Regions from separate parts of the Homo sapiens genome. Here region 2 is linked to region 1. A link is an interaction called in ENCODE POLR2A ChIA-PET data of the cell type or tissue named here. Cell type or tissue: B cell. All regions are shown on one strand. Links, peaks and the distances in the headings refer to the core of each region. The heading gives the core; the rest is flanking DNA.

Region 1 (5,394 bases), core at 238-5,237:
CTCAAATCTCAGTTTTCTCATCTGTAAAATGGAACAATAATATTTACTTTGTAGAGTTCTCATGAGGACTAAATGAGATAGCACATGTGAAAGTATCTGGGGTCAGTTCTCAGCATAAAATTAATGTCATTAATTACATTGGTTAATAGTTATAATTATCATATTACATATATTATAATTACATTATGGTAATTATATTACTTATAATTATTATAATAAATTCATGAAAATTTATACCTATTAAGATGGAAATGCTCTGCTAATGGCCAAAGGGGTGACAATTAGGACCCAGAGGTCAGACACTGGTATAACTCAGGACCAGGTCTTTGGAGTTCCAGGGATGTTTCTGATTCCAAACTCCTCATGTGATCTGAGATTAAGAGTGACAAAACCTGACTTAGCCAAGCTAAAAAAAAACAAAGATGATTTTTCTCTCATGTAAGAAGTGACACTGTTGGTCCTGATGTCTCCAGAGCATCCAGTGGTTGGTTCTTGTTGAGAGAATAGCTTTGACGGATTTCTAGGCTGCAGATGTCAAGTTCAAAGTCTTCATCATATGGGTGATATTTAAAGTGGTGAGACTCTGAGAAAGTGTGCAGATGAGGGAGGGAGGCCCTGGGACCCTCCAACATGTAGAGGACAGCAAGGACAGGAAGAATCCTCAGAGGAGGCTAAAAGCATCTGATGAGACACACGGAGAACCAAGAGGGACTGGTGTGCCAAAAGCCACATGAGAAAGTGTCCCAAGAAGAAGGAGGTGGCTTGCTGTATCACTTGCTGCTGATAGAGTAGTTAAGATGAAGACAGAGAATTTCATCTCAGATTTTAAAATGTAAAGGCCATTGGTCTCCTTGACAAGAATAGGTTTGGGGAAGTACTGAGTAGAGAAAAGGGGCAGAGAATGGGAGGAATGGGAGGCAGCAGGTAGTGACAGCTCTCTGAGGTCCATCACATACCAGGTTCTGAAAACAGATGCTGAGCCAGATGGACTGTCTGCCTTTGAGGGGTCCACAGTCCAGTGGAAGAGAGGGATGTTTAAGTGAATCATCATAAAATTACATGACAGTGATAACATCGAGGAACACACAGGGAGCTCTATGAGTAGAGGAAAGAGTGACCAGTTTTCTCTGAGAAGACATCCAAATTCAGAAGACTGGGTTTCCAGGTGGAGAGTAGGAGGAAGGGCATTCTCTTGAGAATTTTTTAAAAGCAAAAACCATTTTTCATTCTTCCTTTCATACTCTCTAACTATCAAAGAGCCTGGCCCACAGCAAATGCTCAGCCTACATTTGTTGAATGACTTTGTGAATTCTGGTGGAAGGAATTTGCAAGAAACAGAGTTGCAAAAGAAACCATTATAACGATATAGGCAGCAGCAGTGGGAATAGGGAGCTTGTTTAAAGCATATTTGGAATGTACCAACCTAGGCCGGGCGCGGTGGCTCATGCCTGTAATCCAGCACTTTGAGAGGCCAAGGTGGGCAGATCACGAGGTCAGGAGATCGAGACCTTCCTGGCTAACACGGAGAAACCCCGTCTCTACTAAAAATACAAAATATCATCCAGGTGTGGTGGCACGTGCCTGTAGTCCCAGCTACTCGGGAGGCTTAGGCAGGAGAATCTCTTGAACCCGGGAGAAGGAAGTTTCAGTGAGCCAAGATTGCGCCACTGCACCCTAGCCTGGATGACAAAGCAAGACTCCATCTCAAAAAAAAAAAAAAAAAAAAAAGAATGTGCCAACCTATTTGGGGAGAGTGAAGAGTGTTGCGGATAATTCTAATGCTCACAATTTTGCTAATTGGGTTAGTTAAGTGCAGGTACCTTGTATTAATGGCTTTGTATTTTCAGTGCCTAGGAGAGTACCTGGCACTTGATGATGGAATGAAGCTATTGCCTTTGAGGAAGGCTACAGGAGAAGCAGTGATTTAGGGATGGGATGATAGTGAGATTAGAGAAGATACTGGGAGAATTGCCATTAGACATTGAACTTATGGGAATAGAGGAGAAAGAGAGAGAGAGAGAGAGAGAGAGAAAAGATGGAAATAGATATGATATAACTACATATACAATGATAAAATAAAACACTTTTTTTATGAGTATAATACTAAAGAGAGAAAAGCAAATGTTGGTCATTTGCATGAGAGCTGAGGTGGGGGATTATTCTTTCATAAATTATATCTATCAATCCATATGTACACACACATATATCCATATATACACATATATCCATATATACACATATGTGTGTGTATATATATACACACACATATATACACATATATATACACACATATACATACATACATATATATATATATAGAGAGAGAGATCTGGACCAGATATGCAGATTAATAAGTTATAAGTTTATAGGTGATATCTAAATGTGTGGAATCATATGCACTTTCCTAAGGAGAATACTAGAGTGAGAAGAAAAGAAGCCTGAGTTGGAATCCCAGGAAATGATGCACCAAACGAGCAGGTGGAAGATGGAGCACAGTCAAAGACACTTGAAAGGAGTCATCAGTGACATGAGCATAGAACAGGAATGATTGGATTTATTGCAATGTAGGGAGAAAGTATTGAAGAGGAAGGAGAATTAACAACATCAGTCTTCAGAGAAGATCAGTAAGTAGGGTGTGGAATGAACATTAGGAGAGCACTAGAAATCTTAGTGAGCAGATTTAGTGAAGAAGTGCAGGCTAATGAAACCAGATTGTGATGGGTTGAGAGGCTGAGTAGTGAGTGATAAGTGAGGAAGTGGGGCAGACATCTCTCTAGAAGTAGACATTTTTATTACAAGTATATGGTAAAGAGAAGGAAGGCAAATGTTGGTCATTTGCATGAGAACTGAGGTGGGAGATTATTCTTTCATAAATGGCAAAGACTTAGACCCACGTGGGATCTTTCAATTGAAAGAGAAAATTTCAACATACAAAGAGAAACAGTAAGTACTGGAAGAGATGGAAGGAATGGAACCCACAGTTCAAGAAGGCATCATCCTAGATGAAAGGTAGGGCCCTTTTCTTCCTCTGGGAGAAGACAGGAACACAGAGGAGAAAGGATGGGAAAGGCAGGGACTGGAGATGAGGGAGTTCACTCGTAACCCTCCATTTGATAATGGAAGGAAAGAGGAGCCAAGATCACCTGTTGAGACAGAGAAGGGAGGGAATGGGTGGGGAGCTCAACAGGAGTGGCAAAAATTTGGAACCAGTGTCTTGCAGAGATTGGAAGGATAAATTTCCACAATATGGTTGTGCATGGTCTTTTGTAGTTCTCAGTGGCCTGATGAAGACACGCAAAGGGTAGTAGGAAGCAGCAGGGCGGGGATGTTGAAGAAAAAAGTATGGGTCAGATTAATATTGAAAGGGCTGCATTTGAGGCATGAGAGAAATAGAGGATGAAGGCAGGACAAGGCTGATAGACTGGGATGAGGAGAAAAGCTAGAGAACTAGACATATATTAAGGTGCAAGAAGGAGCTTGGCCCCAAATCATCTGCAAGGTGGAGCATCTCCTATAAGACCTCAGAAATGGAGCTTGAATTTGAAAGCTTTGACTTCTCTGTGCACATCCTTACATTGTGTTTGTGCTATCTTTCCCCATCAAGTCCAGTGGACCTCTGGAGCCTGAGTTTCAACTGTTCCAAGAGACATCTGCCTCTCTCATTGAAGGGCCCCTCTCTGGACCTCTCAAAAGAGAATTTTCCTGATGCTATCTGGTCTGTTTTAAGTCGGAATATTTCAATCATGTCCTATCAATTTGGTGAAAAGATCTGTCCAGCTCCTTTTACAGACAAATAGAAACCTAATTCCATATGGTTATTGAAATTTTCTAATTGTTTCTCACCATGTTTTGTGTGACCCCTCAAAGGCAGACAGTCCATCTGTTATGTTATTTTCATAACTTGTTGGCAAACTCATTAAAAGCAGGAACAAGGTCTTCCATGTCCCTTGTCTGTACAACCCATTCCATGGAACCTGGTGCTGGCACATGGCAGGGCACTCAATGCATGCTAGTGGGAAGCTGAATTCATATATCAAGGAGATTCCTATTAGTGTTTAAACTAAAGAAATGCCGAATAACCATTAGTCATGTGAAATACTTGCTTAAAGACAAATTGATTCATTAAATCCTTCAGCAAAATTTGTTGACTGTCTACCTTTTGCCAGGGGTTACACTAGACATTGGGGATGAAAACAGCCTTTCCTCCTATTCTCAGTAGCAGGGAGCTTACAATCATGCAGATGACACAGGTACATACAAATCATGATCACAGAGTGCGGGAAGGATTGGGATATTCAAGAAACAATACGGTGCACAGAGTAGGATGTAGTCCCTCCATCTGGATGTCAGGAAGGCATGGCAGATATGATGATATTTGAGAGGGGCCAAGGAGGAGAAAAAGAATTTTGTCCTCTTTGTCCTCCTGGTGCAGCCAGGGAAGGGGGAGAGCAGACTGGACAGGGAGGAGACTGTTCAAGGACATGGAGACTGCAGAGCATTACGTTTTGGAAACGTCAGTGTGAGTTGCTTCTTGGGGCATGGCAGGACATCAGGCCAGGAAAGCAGGTGGGTGCCAAGCCTTGAGGAATGCCAGCCTTGATTCTCAAACTTTAGCCACAGAAGTATCTAATCACAGTCTCACCGCAATGCAATAAGTGAAACGAACAACAGCCAAGCAGATTTGGTGGTAGTGGGGAATACAGAGGCCACCTATTCAGCTCCTTCTAGATTCCACACTCTCACCTCCCAACACCTGATGTGATGAAAGAGGAGTCCCTGATGAACTGCCAGGGCTTTAAATGTCTATTTGAAAACCATCACTGTGGCAGTTGGGAGAGAAGCAGATGAGTACTGAAAACCAAGAGAAAGGCGCTCAAGCAGAATGATGCTTTAGAAAGGCAAGCAGCAGGAGGGTTTCGAACATGATAGAGAGAAGAGACTGTAGCGGTTACAGGTGAGAGAGGAGGCTGGCCTACGCTGGGTAGTGGGTAGGAGCGGAAAAGAACATGAGGGTCAAGAGCCTGGTACAGCTCTATACAGGTGGAATCCACAGGAACTCGAGGTGGGATGGAGGGGACCAACGTGAGAGAGAGAATCATGGGGAGAGTCAAGTGACTTTGCAAACGGATGTCCTAGGGATTGAAGTGCTGGGTGCAGCAGAGCCCTGATTATGGCAGAGGGAAAGTCACGCAGGACAGGACAGAAGCCACGGCCTGTCTTCTGAACCTCCAGGGTATGGAAGCCTGGTGGGAGAATGGATAGGCAGTGGTTGTCCTGATTTGTAAATTTGTCTTCTCACACTGCCGGTGCGGGGAAACTGTGGAGCAAAGTTTCTCCACGCAGACAGAGCTGGGGTGGAGCTGGCCCACACTTGCTTTGCTGGAGGCAGGGTAA
Region 2 (5,394 bases), core at 118-5,117, 360 kb before region 1:
TTCCTGTAAAACCGGGTTTCTAGCCGGACCCATGTCCTCACAGTTCCTGAATCAAGTTCACCGTCTGTGCAAGCGCCACCTGACAGAGCTCCCTGCGACACTGAAACGCGTTTGGGCACTTCCCACGTGGGAACCACTCGCCACGGGCACCTCCTGAGTACAAGGTGCAGTGCTGGGGCTGGGGCAGGCTGAAGCGTTCGTTCTAAGTTTCTTTATTATTATTATTATTATTATTATTATACTTTAAGTTTTAGGGTACATGTGCACAATGTGCAGGTTAGTTACATATGTATACATGTGCCATGCTGGTGCGCTGCACCCACTAACTCGTTATCTAGCATTAGGTATATCTCCTAATGCTATCCCTCCCCCCTCCCCCCACCCCACAACAGGCCCCAGAGTGTGATGTTCCCCTTCCTGTGTCCATGTGTTCTCATTGTTCAATTCCCACCTATGAGTGAGAATATGAGGTGTTTGGTTTTTTGTTCTTGCGATAGTTTACTGAGAATGATGATTTCCAGTTTCATCCATGTCCCTACAAAGGACATGAACTCATCGTTTTTTATGGCTGAATAGTATTCCATGGTGTATATGTGCCACATTTTCTTAATCCAGTCTATCATTGTTGGACATTTGGGTTGGTTCCAAGTCTTTGCTATTGTGAATAATGCCACAATAAACATACTTGTGCATGTGTCTTTATAGCAGCATGATTTATAGTCTTTGGGTATATACCCAGTAATGGGATGGCTGGGTCAAATGGTATTTCTAGTTCTAGATCCCTGAGGAATTGCCACACTGACTTGCACAATGGTTGAACTAGTTTACAGTCCCATCAACAGTGTAAAAGTGTTCCTATTTCTCCACATCCTCTCCAGCACCTGTTGTTTCCTGACATTTTAATGATTGCCATTCTAACTGGTGTGAGATGGTATCTCATTGTGGTTTTGATTTGCATTTCTCTGACGGCCAGTGATGGTGAGCATTTTTTCATGTGTTTTTTGGCTGCATAAATGTCTTCTTTTGAGAAGTGTCTGTTCATGTTCTTTGCCCACTTTTTGATGGGGTTGTTTGTTTTTTTCTTGTAAATTTGTTTGAGTTCATTGTCGATTCTGGATATTAGCCCTTTGTCAGATGAGTAGGTTGCGAAAATTTTCTCCCATTTTGTAGGTTGCCTGTTCACTCTGATGGTAGTTTGTTTTGCTGTGCAGAAGCTCTTTAGTTTAATGAGATCCCATTTGTCAATTTTGGCTTTTGTTGCCATTGCTTTTGGTGTTTTTAGACATGAAGTCCTTGCCCATGCCTATGTCCTGAATGGTAAAGCGTAGGTTTTCTTCTAGGGTTTTTATGGTTTTAGGTCTAACGTTTAAGTCTTTAATCCATCTTGAATTGATTTTTGTATAAGGTGTAAGGAAGGGATCCAGTTTCAGCTTTCTACATATGGCTAGCCAGTTTTCCCAGCACCTTTTATTAAATAGGGAATCCTTCCCCCATTGCTTGTTTTTCTCAGGTTTGTCAAAGATCAGATAGTTGTAGATATGCAAAAATATGGAACACTAAGTTTCAACAGCCTCGTATGGCGAGCAGCTACTGCGGGGCAGCGCATCACCTGGACCGTGAGATGGTGGGAACAACAGGAAAGCGTCCACAGCGTCGGCGATAGATCCTCCTAGAGGAAGCGCGCCAGGCTCCAGAATAGCAGAAAACTGACAGCTGCCACCACTGCAGGTTCACACGCTGCCTTCAACGTGAAGGTAAAGTGCTTCCACTCCACCCGTCTGGCTTCCCTTCAACCAGAAAGGAGCACAGGCACCAGGCAAGAGCCTGTGCCCAGCAACACAGAATGTTCTAGAGCCCAGGAGACAGTCCCGTTCTCTGAGCTGAGCTGGTCGCACCTGATGTCACCTTTTCCTTTTTTTTTTTTTGAGACGGAGTCTGGCTCTGTCACCCAGGCTGGAGTGCAGTGGCGCGATCTCGGCTCGCTGCAAGCTCTGCCTCCCGGGTTCACGCCATTCTCCTGCCTCAGCCTCTTGAGCAGCTGGGACTGACTACAGGCGCCCGCCACCACGCCCGGCTAATTTTTTGTATTTTTTTAAGTAGAGACGGGGTTTAACCGTGTTAGCCAGGATGGTCTCAATGTCCTGACCTCGTGATCTGCCCGCCTCGGCCTCCCAAAGTGCTGGGATTACAGGCGTGAGCCAAAACGCCCGGCCACCTTTTCCTTTTTGAAGGGAGATGCCAGGATGCAGGGGGAACAAGTGAAAACTACTTTTCCTGTTTCGAGGGTGTGGGGCACCACCGACAGCCAAGATCAGCAACGCCAGGCTGACTCCCCCGGCCTTATCTTCTTGGCCTGCCCATTGGCCCAGGTGGGGGACTCAACTGCGCTGCTGCTTCTTCAGCTGCTGCTGCAGTCTCTCCTCTTTCTTCTTCAGGTAGAAGGTTATGTTGTCAAAGTTGGCCTTGTAGAGACTGCTAAAGCTGGGGTTCACGCAGGCAGAGCCTTCCAGCATGGCCCGGTTCCCACAAAGAACACTGGAGACTTTCTTTAACATGGCACTTTCAGGAACAGACTGCCACTGGCCACCCACAGGCCTGCAGAGCACCAGGGGAGGGGGGCTTCCAGGCAGTCCTGGAGCACCGACAGCCCCTGGGTTTCCTCAAAAGCTACATCCCACACTCGATGCTGGAATGACAGCTGCTGCCTGTACACCAGCTTCTGTCTACCGGCGTGAAACTGGAAGATGTATCCCACAGCAATGCAGGTGCTCAGAAGCACCACCCGGTTCTCCTGGCACCAGAACGCAATCCTGGACGCGGCAAACCTCTGGGGGGACCTGGAGGTCCGCGGACTCTTGGAGACTGTGGAGGTGACAGAAGTGAAGTTGGCGGCCGCTTCTGTACTCCCAGAGCCTCAGGGTGCAGGCCCCGGAGGAGGATGGAAGCAGCTCAGGCTGAGTGGGCAACATGGAGATGTAGTTCACAAACTGTGTGCCCGAGGCAGGAGGACTCAATGCTGCGGGGCATGGCGGCCCTGCTGACCTGGATCTTCTCGTCCCGGTCCGCAGTGAGGACGAAGTGGTCATCAGGATGCACAGCCACGTCTAATAGCATGGACAGAAAGGTGCTGCAGCTCCAGTCGGCCGCATCCGTGTGGCTCCAGCACCGAAGAGGAGACGCCTCCAGACTTGTCAGCCACCAAGACCTTCTCTTCGGAGGCTGTGAAGGTCAGGTCCGTACACCTCCTTGTCATGGTCCTGACACTCAGACATTGCCATGGTTATGTACAGAAAAGAATCAGACACTTACTGCCATCGGTTAAAGAAAACAGCTGCCAGACTTGGAGAAGGTGGACCGACAATTGCACCGCTCCCCTGAACCAAGGGCGGCTCGTCGTCCCCTTTATTTTCTTGTGACTTGTTTTCAAGCACTGCAGTCATAGATGAAGAGGCTGTCATCGTCACTGCTTGCAGTGGAGGTGGTCTGGAACCGGCTGCTCCCCTGCACCACCAGCTTCTGCCCGCACAACGCCAGCCCCGCAGAGTCTGCCTTGTGCCTACCCGCCTCGCCGCCATGCATATTTCCCCACCCAGCACATTTTTAACTTATTTCAATAGTTTTGGGGGAACAGGTGGGTTTTGGTTACATGGATAAGTTATTCAGTGGTAATTACTGAGATTTTGGAGCACCCAATCATCTGAGCAGTGTATGGTGAACCCAATGTGTAGCCTTTTATCCCTTGCCCACACTTTCCCATTCCCCTCGGGTCCCCAAAGTCCATTATATTATTCTTTGAGTCTTCATAGCTTAAGCTCTCCCTCATAAGATAGAACATACAATGTTTGGTTTTCCATTCTTGAGTTATTTCACCTAGAATAATGGTCTCCAACTCCATCCAGGATCCAGGATGCTCCGAATGCCATTATTTTGTTCCTTTGTATGGCTGAGTAGTATTCCATGGTGTGGATATATATATATCATGTAATATATATATACCATGTAATATATATACACCCTAGTATTTTATATATTATATAGAATATATATAAAATATATTATATTCTATGTAATATATAGAATATATAAAATATATTCTATATATTATATAGAATATATATTTTATAATATATATTATTTATATATTTTTATATATTTATATTATTTATATATTTATATATAATTTATATAATTTATACATATAATTTATATATAATTTATATAAATTATATATATAATTTATATATAATTTATATATAATTTATATAAATTATATATATAATTTATATATAATTTATATGATTTTTATATATAATTTATATATAATTTATATAATTTTTATATATAATTTATATATAATTTATATAATTTTTATATATAATTTATATAATATATATATATAATTTATATATAATTTATATAATTTATATATATAATTTATATATAATTTATATAATTTATATATATAATTTATATATAATTTATATAATTTATATATATAATTTATATATAATTTATATAATTTATATATATAATTTATACATAATTTATATAATTTATATATATAATTTATATAATTTATATATATAATTTATATATATAATTTATATAATTTATATATATGATTTATATAATTTATATATATAATTTATATAATTTATATATATAAATTATATATATAATTTTTATATAATTTATATATTTATAATTTATATATTTATATAATTTATATATTTATAATTTATATATTTATATAATTTATATATTTATAATTTATATATTTATATAATTTATATATAATTATTCATATATTTATATAATTTACATATAATTATTTATATATTCATATATAATTTATATATTTATATATAATTTATATATAATTATTTACATATTTATATATTTATATATAATTTATATATATTTATATATAATTTATAAATAAAATATATAATATATAATATATAATATTATAATAGATAAAATATATACTATATATTATATATTTTACATTATATTTAATATTATATGTATAATTTTATATCATATATAATATATATGATATATATAATTTTATATCATATATAATATATATGGTATATATAATTTTATATCATATATAATATATATGGTATATATAATTTTATATCATATATAATATATGATATATAATTTTATATCATATAATATATATTATATATAATTTTATATCTACATATTATATATTATATATACAATTTTATATCTATCTATAATATATATTATATATACAATTTTATATCTATATAATATATATTATATATACTTTTATATTATATATAAAATGTATATTATATATACTTTTATATTATATATAAAATGTATATTATATATAATTTTATTTTATATATAAAATGT

The links. ChIA-PET counts read pairs that join two places held together with the same protein. Peaks named below come from ENCODE experiments on the same cell type or tissue, not always from the same donor. Only the 100,000 strongest peaks of a DNase experiment are listed, where the experiment ranks them.
Region 2: POLR2A ChIA-PET joins it to region 1 with 8 read pairs; 2 of 35 experiments call an interaction of 5 or more read pairs at or near these places.

The regions. Positions count from the first base shown.
Region 1 is chr2:68,800,702-68,806,095 of GRCh38, forward strand. The region is part of intron 4 of ARHGAP25 (Rho GTPase activating protein 25); the gene reads left to right. Among named protein-coding and RNA genes, the nearest start is that of LINC01888, 29 kb to the right of the region's middle. In B cell, for the core only: no CTCF peak of the experiment used is centred there; no DNase peak of the experiment used is centred there; H3K27ac peaks cover 4,076 bases.
Region 2 is chr2:68,445,594-68,450,987 of GRCh38, forward strand. It overlaps the pseudogene WDR4P2. Among named protein-coding and RNA genes, the nearest start is that of FBXO48, 19 kb to the right of the region's middle. In B cell, for the core only: no CTCF peak of the experiment used is centred there; a DNase peak (open chromatin) is centred at 2,672.